Regions from separate parts of the Homo sapiens genome. Here region 2 is linked to region 1. Evidence: chromatin loops called from intact Hi-C (ENCODE). Cell type or tissue: ascending aorta. All regions are shown on one strand. Each heading gives the region's core, and the rest is flanking DNA. Links, peaks and the distances in the headings are about the cores only. Region 1 overlaps SPRY3 (sprouty RTK signaling antagonist 3). Region 2 holds the start of VAMP7 (vesicle associated membrane protein 7).

Region 1 (5,382 bases), core at 202-5,201:
CTAGATAACTTATAAACAACAGAAATGTATTTCTTACAGTTGTAAAGGCTGGGAAGTCCAAGATTAAGGTGTTACCAGTGTCTGGGGGAGTCCGACTTCCTCATAGACAGCACCTTCTCACTGTGTCCTCACATGATGGAAGTGCCAAGGCAGGTCTTCGGGGCCTCTTTTATAAGAGAACTAATCCCATTCATGAGGGCTCCACATACATTATTTAGTCACCTCCCAAAGGCCCCACCTCCTAATATTATCATATTGGTAGATAGGTTTCAACACAGGAATTTTGGAGAGACACAAATATTCAGACCATAGCATTTACCAAATAATTTTTAAAAGTTAGAACAAAAATCCCTGAAGGGATTTGCAGATGGTTGGATACTGTGGTATAGTGGTTAAAAGTACAAGCTCTGGAGTGAGACAGCCTGAGTCAGCCTGAGTTAAAATCCTAGATCTGCAAACTGCCAACTGTGTAACCTTGGACAAGTTACTTAAGGTCTTTGGACCTTGGTTTCTCATTTTAAAAATCAGTATAATTCATTAATATGCCTCATAGGTTTGTTGTGAGAATTAAATAGGTTAAAACATGTAAAATTCATAGAACAGCACCTGGCAAAGAGTAAACATGTCACCCTGCCCACTTGAATGTCAATTCCAGGAGCGCAGGAAATCTAGCTGTTGAATTACTAGCCTTTAGTGAGTGGCCCATAGCAGGCATGGTTGAATGAATGAATGATCATCAATTTAACTTTTTTTGTCATGGGTATCATCCTAAGAGGTAAGAAGGCTGAATAATCCCAATTGTTTTCATTGTTGCCTTAATATAGGCCCACAGAGTAAAGGAGGGAAAGGAATTAGGCAACCCAGCTATTCAACTTTAAAGCTAGACTTTAAAACATAAAAGGGCTTCAAATTGAAATCATCTCTTGCCTCTCCTATGGGTTACATTAGAGCAAGAACAATTTCTTAACATTCATAGCTACTATTCATGGGGTGCTTGCTATATGCCAGAGAGGTTAATTGAATTGCCTCAAGGGAGGTAGCTCCCAGGTTGAGGAGCAAAAATTTGAACCCTGATCTATTTGACCTGAATCTAGTTAGTACAGTGCTTGACACATAGTTAATGTGCAATAAATATTTGTTGAATAAGTGTAGATGAACCTACAGTGAATCACAAAAGAGAATTTACAGGAGATTTCCTGACTAGAAATTCCAAATGGGAAAAGAGAGCTGGATTTGTTTAGAAATTACACACACGCACATACACAGGCATGCACGCATGCACACACACATATACCTACATACATGTCATCACAACTGTTTGGAGCACCTTAAACACATACATACACACAGGAGCATGCAGACCCACACAGCCGTACTTTTTTAAATCTCATTATTTCTTTTGTCTTCTTAACACATCTGAGAGAGGGTAAATGACAGAGTGTCAGAGGTAGAAAGGACGTTAGCAATTACCTAATCAGATCCCCTCATGTTAATGTAAAAATTGACACTCTAGAGGGGAAGAAAATTGCTAAGGTCACACAAGGAGTCAGAATAAGATTAAGAGTCTCAGTTTCCTGACTCACACAGTTTGTTTTACTCTGAACTGTCACCATTTACCATCTCAATTTTATAGATGAGGTAACCAAAGCATCCTAAGAATGCTGATGGCCAAGCTCCTGCCACTTGTCCATTGAAATAGGACTTGAAATCAGATCTCCTTTATTTTAAATATAAAGCTGCTGTCATCCAAGTTCTTCTGTCTGGATGCCCAGAAGAAAGATCCTTTCCTATTGAATTAAATAGTGGACTGAGGGTAATTTACAGAAAGCTTTGTCCTTGGCTTTAAGAGAAAATGTCCAAGGCTGCTTTATTTTCAGTCCCAGGGAGGCTGCATGAAGGCAGGAATCCACAACACCTAGCACAAAGGAAGGTACTCAATAAATATTTGTTGTTGAATGCATGCCATGCTAAAGGGAAAGTAGGTTGGGTAATGGTTTCCCAGTGGCAATGGATGGGCTGAAAAAGTGGGAACACATGAGGAAGAGGTGGGAGGAACCCTTAAACAAAGGAGAAGCTCTTTCTCTTCATCTTATTGAAGCTGCAATCACTCGGCACAGGCTGAGTAGATTGGTAGAAATGTGATTGGCAAAGATATTTAAATGAGACCTCCTTAAAATTGTTACTCTCCACCCCACCCCCACGTTCCTTTAAATTTTGTTTCAGTCATTACCCAGGGACCGGATACAGAGATTCCTATGGGGAGTTTTAATGGGTCGATTCAATTTCATCTGGATGACGCCACTTCGCCAAGCATTAAGAGCTACAGCTCCGGGAAAGCCAACGACACGCGGGGGGAGGGGGGAGAGAAAGAAATTATAACGAGGAGCAATAAATCCCTTCTTTCCCATCCTCCCCTATAACCCATTCACAAGACCTCCAGAAATCATCTACATTCACAAAACGGCCAGCTAGCTAAGCTGAACACACTGCCAACTCACTCCCTGCCCCCACTGCAGATTATATACCAACACACCCTGAGCCATATAAATAATCACACACTGGCGGTATCTATTGCTCCGTTGAGATACCCTGTGTCTACAACTGCAGTTTCTGCTGCTTCGGTTCATCTGTCAGATTGGAGGAGAGGGAGACCAAGGTGGAGGCGGAGGCGGAGGCGAAAGAGGAGGGGGAGGAGGTAAAGGAGGAAGAAGGGGAGGAGGGAAAGGGGAGGGCAAGAGGAGGGGAAGGAAAATACTGGAGGGGGAGGGGGAAGAGAAACAGGAGGAGGAGGAGAAGGGGGAGGAGAAAGAGGCGGAGGAGGAGGAGAAAGAAGAGGAGGAGGAGAAAGAGGAGGAGGAGGAGAGAGAGGAGGAGGAGGAGAGAGAGGAGGAGGAGGAGAAAGAGGAGGAGGTGAACAACTTACCCTGCTGAGCTTTCTTTGGGAAATACGTCCATCAAGATTTAGATCTGCCTGTAAAATCTATACAAAGTATATGCCACTACAGGTTTGACTCGCCCCCTCCCCCGTTTTTTTGTTTTGTTTTGTTTTGTTTTGTTTTGTTTTGTGTTTTCTCTGCTGTGTCAAAGAACAAGACAGAACTATCTCTGTTTCTGGCTCCACTGCCTGCCAGTGAAGGAGTTTTCATTCAGACTTTCCGAAGAGAGGTGGAGAAACCTAAAGACTGAGGAGAAGAGATCCTTTGAGCCAGATGGGGCATTAGTTCTTCTGCTTTTCTCAGCATGGATAAACCATTTCCTCAAGGTAAGCCATAGAAATTAGCTCTTTAAAAACCCAGAATTCTTTCTATGCAATGCACAGATTGCCATTCATTCCAGCCATCCTGTGCTGTCTCTGTGTGCGTGTGTGTGCCGCGCGCTTGGGCGCGCGCGCGCAAGCGCATGGATAAAATAAAATGAAAACCCTTTAAATTATATTTAAATAAATCGGCTCTCGCAGAAAACTATCCACATTGGAAATGTGTAAATCCAAATAGGACTTCAAAATAATATTTTTCTAGGCGAATGTCAATTTAATTTCTAGCCTGTTAACCTTTAAATGCATTTTGGTACTTGCCTAAACCCCTCAAAACGCAGCCTAACCACCCAAGCTGAGGACAGAGAGAGAGCCCGTGCTAAGGCCAGTCTGGCTGCCCAGCGGGCATCCTGTCAGCATGGGGCTAGCCTCTGCTATTGGCTCACAAGTCTGGGCTGTGCATCGTTCAGATTTCATCACATCACCTTGCCCTGGGTAGACATGGCGCAAGCTGACACGGCAGAACCCCCCACTTACATTGAGTCAGAGCAGTGATTTAGAAATCTCTGTATCCGTGCCTGGGTACGTGTGCACATGTCTCTGTGTGGCATATGGAGATTCTGTCAAAAGTGAGAACCTGTGAGCACGTCTAGTTAGCCAATAGGCATTTGATAAGACCTAGGGCAATGGTTTACTGCACACTCACTTCCATGAAGCTAATTATAATTATCATTCTTCACCTCTGCATGCTGCAAACCAAGTTGGATGAACAGAAAACAGACCTTGAACTCTTAAGCAGAAAATCTATTTTGAAATGGAAACTATTGTTGCTTTTCTGGTAATATTAAAACCTCACTGTATCATGATGTGTTATCACATGAATTTGGATATACCAGGTGTTAAATCATGTTCCCAAAAAGTCGGCTGCATTCATAAATACAAATAAGGCACAGGCTAGCCGTTTATCCACAATGAAATATTGGTCTTGCTCTCCTTGCCTCTAAACAAACATATACAAAGACATTACTATAACATTCTATATATTTGTCTCTTTGTGTTCTGTTTTTAGGTCTCTCTAGCTGTGAAACAGTCTAGATAGTGATCTGAGTGACTTAGATTTGAAGATATTTATTAAGAGTTGAGGAGTTGAGTAGTGAGGAAGTAAAGAACCTAAAGGAAAGGACACTAATTCTTCCTTAAAGACTTTTGAAACAGAGAAATGCAACCAACAAACCCAACATAAAATTTAGAGCATCTGGACAAGAAAGGCCTTTAAAAACCCTCCTTTTATTTTGCAGATGAAGAAACTGAGGACCAGAACGGAGGTCATTTGCCTACAGCCACGCAGCAAAGTAGAGCTACCATTAGGACTAGACCTTAAATTTCTTGTGTCATATAAAAGGATTTGAGTTTTTAAAAAAAAAATCCTACTTCTTAGATGAACAACCAGCTTCTTCTTACAATTTTCCTCAGGATTAGATGTGAATTCATTTGGTATTACAAATTTTCCCTGTATCATTCATCACTAAAAGACCTATATCTTTTAACATTCAAGGTCTTAAAACTGCAAGACTCCCTGGTTTGAAATAAACTGCTATGAGTCTTAATGAAACCATTAAAGTAATGAATAGGACTAGGGTAGCAAAGTGACAAGTTAAGAGTTAAATGTGGTGAGAACCTGGCAGCTCCAACAAGATGTATGCGGTAGGAGGGAGGCCCAGTCAGTGGCAGAGAGGTTAGTAATGTAAACTATATACAACTTGGTATTTGTAAGGGGGGAGTGCTTTGATAGAGATGCAAATGCTTTTTGCACAGAGAGGGATTTTTAGAGAGCAGACTTTGGAACAGTAGAACTAAGAAAACATATAAAGCCAAAGCAGAAATTCCCCCTATGTTTGCTTTCAGTTATTCTGAGTAGGAGTGTATATAACAGCAGAGCATAGAAAAAAGCAACACACCTAAGAGCCGTTACACAGTAGGGTACAAAACAGCATTGAACCCGTGAGACTGGGAGAAAACAAGAGCCAGGATCTCCTCTTCCTCACTCCACTCTTCTTTGAAATCAACGTTGAGTCATACTGTATCGGAAAGGATTTACCATAGAAATCAGAACTGTCTTGCGGTGTTAG
Region 2 (5,382 bases), core at 163-5,162, 110 kb after region 1:
AGACACAGGGAAGAGAACAACACACACTGGGGCCTGTCGGGGTGGGGTTGGGGGAGGGAGAGCATCAGGAAAAATAGCTAATGCATGCTGGGCTTTAATACCTAGGTGATGGGTTGATAGGTGCAGCAAATTACCATGGCACACATTTACCTGTATAACAAACCTGCACATCCTACACATGTACCCCAGAACTTATAATAAAATAAAAATAAGTAGGATAGAGGACAAACTGCTAAATCTAAGATGCATATTTGCAGCACTGCCTAGCATAGTAATAATTTAGAACATCTGGCAGCCCTTTAAAAGTCAACAGACTGCTTTCATCTCTGTTATCTCATCTGATCGTGCTAGGGCTTGGTGGATAGAATTATCTCCATTTTACAGGGGAGAAAACTAAGGCTCCAAGATTTAGTAACTTACTTCAGTCCCATCAAGGGAGAACTGGATCAGATTCCTGATCCAATTGCCAGGAGGCAAACCCTGATCCAATTGCCAGGATCCAATCTTGATCCAATTGCCAGGAGGCAAATATTTCTGCTGTCCCACTGGAATATAGGGCTTTCCTGGCCTGCCCTTCTAGGGTCTGCATTTGCCAGCCCTAGGATGAACACTTATACAGGAGCTATTTCTAAATGTCTAGATAGCCATGTTTATCAGTGCCCCACCATTCACTATGGTAACCCTAGATGCTGAAAATAACCATATTAAGGAAATTAGCCTGTGTACATTCACTCTCGTCATCATCTTGGTTTTGGTGGGTTTTGGCTGGCTTCTTTACTGCAGTCTGTTTTATCAGCAAGATCTTTATGACCTGTATCTTGTGCTGACCTCCTATCTCATCCTGCGACTTAGAATGCCTTAACTGTCTGGGAATGCAGCCCAGTAGGTCTCAGCCTTATTTTACCCAGCTCCTATTCAAGACAAAGTTGTTCTGGTTCACATACCTCTGACAGGGAGGCCTCAGGAAACTTACAATCATGGTGGAAGGCAAACGGGAAGCAGGCACATCTTACATGGCCAGATAATTACACTACAAATTTTAGGGTATAAATAAGATTACTTTAGGAGAGAATATGGAGTAAGAGGGGGCTTTGCTAGAGTCCTGAAAGCTCTAAAGAGAGGCGATATTTAGAGTTCACACAGCTTAGTAACTCAGATCTCTCTGACTCTAAAACTCATTCTTTTTCTAGGATACTATGCTGCCTCTTAAAGAATAGATATTGAATACAATATAATTAAGTTGATATTAATACCAAATGCGAACCTTTGCAAAGGGGAGATAAAGCAAGGGGAATGATTAAGATCACCAGGAAGAGTGTGAAGAGTAAGAAGAGAAGATGGCATAGGGCAGAACCCTATGGAATGTGAACATTTCTAAAGAAAATGAAGAGCTGCCACAGAGGTGGGAGGAGAACCAGCAGGGTGTAGTTCTTGGAAAGAGCTAACAGAATAAAGGGGTTCAAAAAGGAGGGAATAAGGGCCGTGTGTGGTGGCTCATGCCTGTAATCCCAATACTTTGGAAGACTGAGGCGGGTCGATTATGAGGTCAGGAGTTCGAGACCAGCCTGGCCAATATGGTGAAACCCCGTCTCTACTAAAAATATAAAAAATTAGCTGCCTGTGGTGGCGCACGCCTGTAGTCCCAACTGCTTGGGAGACTGAGGCAGGAGAATCGCTTGAACCCGGGAGACGGAGCTGGCAGTGAGCCGAGATCGCGGCACTGCACTCCAGCCTGGGCAACAGAGTGAGATTCCATCTCAAAAAAAAAAAAAAAAAAAAAAGGAATAATGAAACTAAAGTCCTGCAGAGTTGAAATACGGTAATGGCTTAAAAGTATCTATTTGTTTTAGCAACACTGTTGAGAATTCTGTCTGTAAAGGAGAGGTGAGAGAAAGACCACTAGCTTATCTGTGTTTGGTCTGTGTTTGATGAGGGGGCTTGGGGTATGGGGTTAAGAAAGGTGACTTTGGAATGTTTTAGATGAGAGAAATTTTGACAGCCTTTAAGTCCTGATAGTAAAGAGCGAGTTAGCAGAGAGCCGTTGAGGAGTCATGCAACGGAAGGGTTCATCAGAGGAGCTTGACTCTGAGTCGGCAACAGGGAATAGAGATGGAAGAGGGCTGGCTTAGATCAAAGGAGAGTAGTCGTTTATTATTATTATTATTGCAAAAAGAATAGGAGAAAGGATTGGTGAGGGGTACAAGAAAATTAGAAAATTTCATGGCGAAAGTAGAGGCAGTTCCTGTCAGATGAATTCTATTTTGTCTGTGAGGAAACGGGCGACGCTGCCTACTGAGACTAAGCAGGAGAGACGGGGCAAGCTTGGCTCTTCATTTATGCCGCCTACTCATTGCTGGTAGATTCTTTATCTAGCCTGCATCCTCTCATTTTCCTGGATCCCTATACGGCATTTGACGCTGTTTACCACAAGAGCTGTCGAACGAACGTGAAACACTCAGTGATACTCCAACCGGAACTACTACTCCCAGAATGCAGTACGGCTCCTGGGAAGTGCGGGGGGCTGGGAACGCAGCAGGCCTAGCCGTGTCGCCTGCTGCCATTGGAGGAGCGCTCCCACTCCCAAGAGGCCACGCGTAGACGGGGCGCTTCATGCGGAAGTCAGCGGCGTCCGGTCCCAGCCTCCTCTGGGAGCGGGCAGTTGGCGACCCTGCACTGACCCGCGTCCCTCCGTCCCGAGCCCGCGCGCCCTCAGAGGGTGCCCGGACAGGTAAATGGAGTGGGGTGCGCCTGCGGGAGGCGGGGAGAGAACTGCGGAGGGAGGGCGGAGGTGTCGATGGAAAGGTGCTGGGGTGGAGCGAGGAGGCAGTGCAGGGGTGACTTGGGCTTCTCTGGTGTCGACAGTTCCAGTTGTCGGGCAGGACCAGTTTTGGCGAGGTGCGTCTTATGCCACTGGAAAGGCCTCGAGTTAAAGAGTGTCAGAATGCGTCACTTAAGCTGTCATTACAGGAGGGAAAAAATGTTAACTTTCTCTCAGTTTGTATTCTACAAGACCTTTCTGTAGCATTTAAATCTCTTGAGATCGCCAGAGTCTTCTAAAAACTCTCTACGTCCTTGTTCGATGACGTCACTTTCTGCTTCACCTTCTACTTCTGGCTGTTTATGCTCCTTCGTGGGTTCCTAGCCCCTTATTCGCCCTTCCTCCACTGCTCAGTATTGACAGTCCCCTTCTTCCTCTGTTCAGGGACTGTATTTCTGCCTAGACCCGTTTCCTCAGCTTCAGACCTGTTTGGTGTTTTTATTAATGGCCAATGTTTATCAAATTCTGACTGCGTACTTTGGTAAATGCTTTACATCTCCGTCTCCCATAACTCTCACAACCAACCAACTGTCTTCATTTGGCCTCATTAATTGCTTTCAACTACCTGTATCTCCATTATCCCTCCCTTGATCCCAGAGGATACAGTCATGTTTAGGATATTAATTCCCTTTGAATACCTGTGGCTGAGAGCAGATCCATTCATACATTTAACAAATATTTATTGAACGGCTGGTATATGCTTGACACTCTTTTAAGTGCAGGGGATACAGCTGTAAACAAGACTTAGGAGGTTGCTACTCTCAGGAACTTACATGTTTGTGTCTAGAGGGGAAAACAGGAATAATCAGGATTATGTTATATATTGGTTAATGCAAAATAAAACAGGTGGTTGACTTGAAAGGATGGGATCCTATCCTAAGAAAGTCAGAGGTCAGGGCATCGTCCAGAAAGAATAGTTGTAATACCAACAGGAATAATCTTGATCTGTAACATGACTTTTCGTAAACACCTCTTCTTTTCCCCTGTCTAAGCAGTGTTTATTCTTCATTCTTCTATCTCCTCCAAGGTTATTGCATCAGAATTCATGGTTTATCTGTAGTTGGTTTATTCCTTCTAAGACCCAGAGAGAAGAGTGGGGGATTGGATTACTATTAGCTCAACTGCTTTATCTTACTTAGAAAGATAGTTTGGTTGTGAAAATATTATTCTTACCAGGTCCTTCTGAATATAAAGTTATCTACCATTTATAGTATATTTTAAAACCAAAATATGCTCAATGTTCACTCATTTATTCAACAGATATTTGAGGGAATATTAGATGGTAGGCACTGTGCTGAGCACTGGGAAAATAGGGTAAAATAGACACTTTGACCTCTCTTCCAAGGAGAAATAATCCTAACAGTATACTGAGGAAATTTCTAAGGCATAGGCTGACACCTGCATTCCTGTTCTTCATCCGAGGTGAGATCATCACAAAACATTAAGACATTTCCTGAGCAATTGCGGACATTCTTAGATTATTCACTTATTATACTTTATTGCATTTATTTATATCTGTCTTCCCCATTGTTCTATGGCTCCCTCAAGTATAGGAGTCCCTTCTTCCTTAACTTTATACCTCTAGTGTCTACTTTGACTGTCATATAGTAACCCACCAGTATATACGTGTTGAACTGAAATAGACTCCCTATTTGATCAAATTTAAATGACATGATTTATACAAGGCCTTCTTTATGTAAGGCCATCAGCCGTATTCCTCAACCTTCTCATTCACCAAAGGTGGACCATTCCATCTTATCAGGCTAGCTTATGTACCTTCTTTACCTTGCTCTCAGTGCCTTCTCTTCTTCCATCCATCCCTCCTAAAAGGATCTCCCATCTCTTCCCAAGCACCTTGTGTACCTCCCTCCATTAATTTGGTGGGCCAGTTAATTTAATAATCTGCTCATGATACAGGGGTGGAAAAAAATTAATTTCCTTTTTATATTTCCTATGAAACATTCTGCCAATGAACTCTTGCAAGAATTAATGTAATAGATCCTACTGCAATAATATAATGATACAGAATACTTTTTAAAGATTTTGCATTGACTATCACCATGTGCTATGTAATGAGTTAATTCTACTACTTTATTTGAACAGTTGTATAACCTCTGTTCACACAGCATGTTTTGGTATCATTTGGTTTCTACTTGGTAGAAACACATCTTTTTTTTTTTTTTTTTTTTTGAGACGGAGTCTCACTCCGTTGCCTGGGCTGGAGTGCAGCGGCGCGATCTCGGCTCACTGCAACCTCCGCCTCCCAGGTTCAAGCAATTCTCCTGCCTCAGCCCCCTGAGTAGCTGGGATTACAGGTGCACACCACCACGCCTGACTAATTTTTTTTTGTATTTTTAGTAGAGACGGGATTTCACCATTTTTGGTCAGGCTGGTCTCGAACTCCTGACCTCAGGTGATCCACCTCGGCCTCCCAAAGTGCTGGGATTACAGGCATGAGCCACCATGCCCGGCCAAGAAACACATCTTTGAGTATTACTTTCTCAGCCTGAGGTAATTTAAGTGGTAATGTTATTCTGCCACATTGTCATTTTCAGGATGTCAGA

What was found. Hi-C counts contacts between places; a loop is a spot of excess contacts. Peaks named below come from ENCODE experiments on the same cell type or tissue, not always from the same donor. Only the 100,000 strongest peaks of a DNase experiment are listed, where the experiment ranks them.
Region 2: it touches region 1 in a loop (8-fold over the local background); 2 of 110 quality-filtered maps call a loop at or near these places.

Annotation. Positions count from the first base shown.
Region 1 is chrX:155,764,875-155,770,256 of GRCh38, forward strand. SPRY3 (sprouty RTK signaling antagonist 3) reads left to right here. Exons shown (of 3, transcript NM_001304990.2): 2 at 3,088-3,262. Among named protein-coding and RNA genes, the nearest start is that of VAMP7, 110 kb to the right of the region's middle. In ascending aorta, for the core only: no CTCF peak of the experiment used is centred there; DNase peaks (open chromatin) are centred at 2,697 and 3,668; H3K4me3 peaks cover 1,952 bases; H3K27ac peaks cover 1,542 bases.
Region 2 is chrX:155,878,721-155,884,102 of GRCh38, forward strand. VAMP7 (vesicle associated membrane protein 7) reads left to right here and starts at 2,625. Exons shown (of 8, transcript NM_005638.6): 1 at 2,625-2,728. In ascending aorta, for the core only: no CTCF peak of the experiment used is centred there; a DNase peak (open chromatin) is centred at 2,561; H3K4me3 peaks cover 2,162 bases; H3K27ac peaks cover 1,245 bases.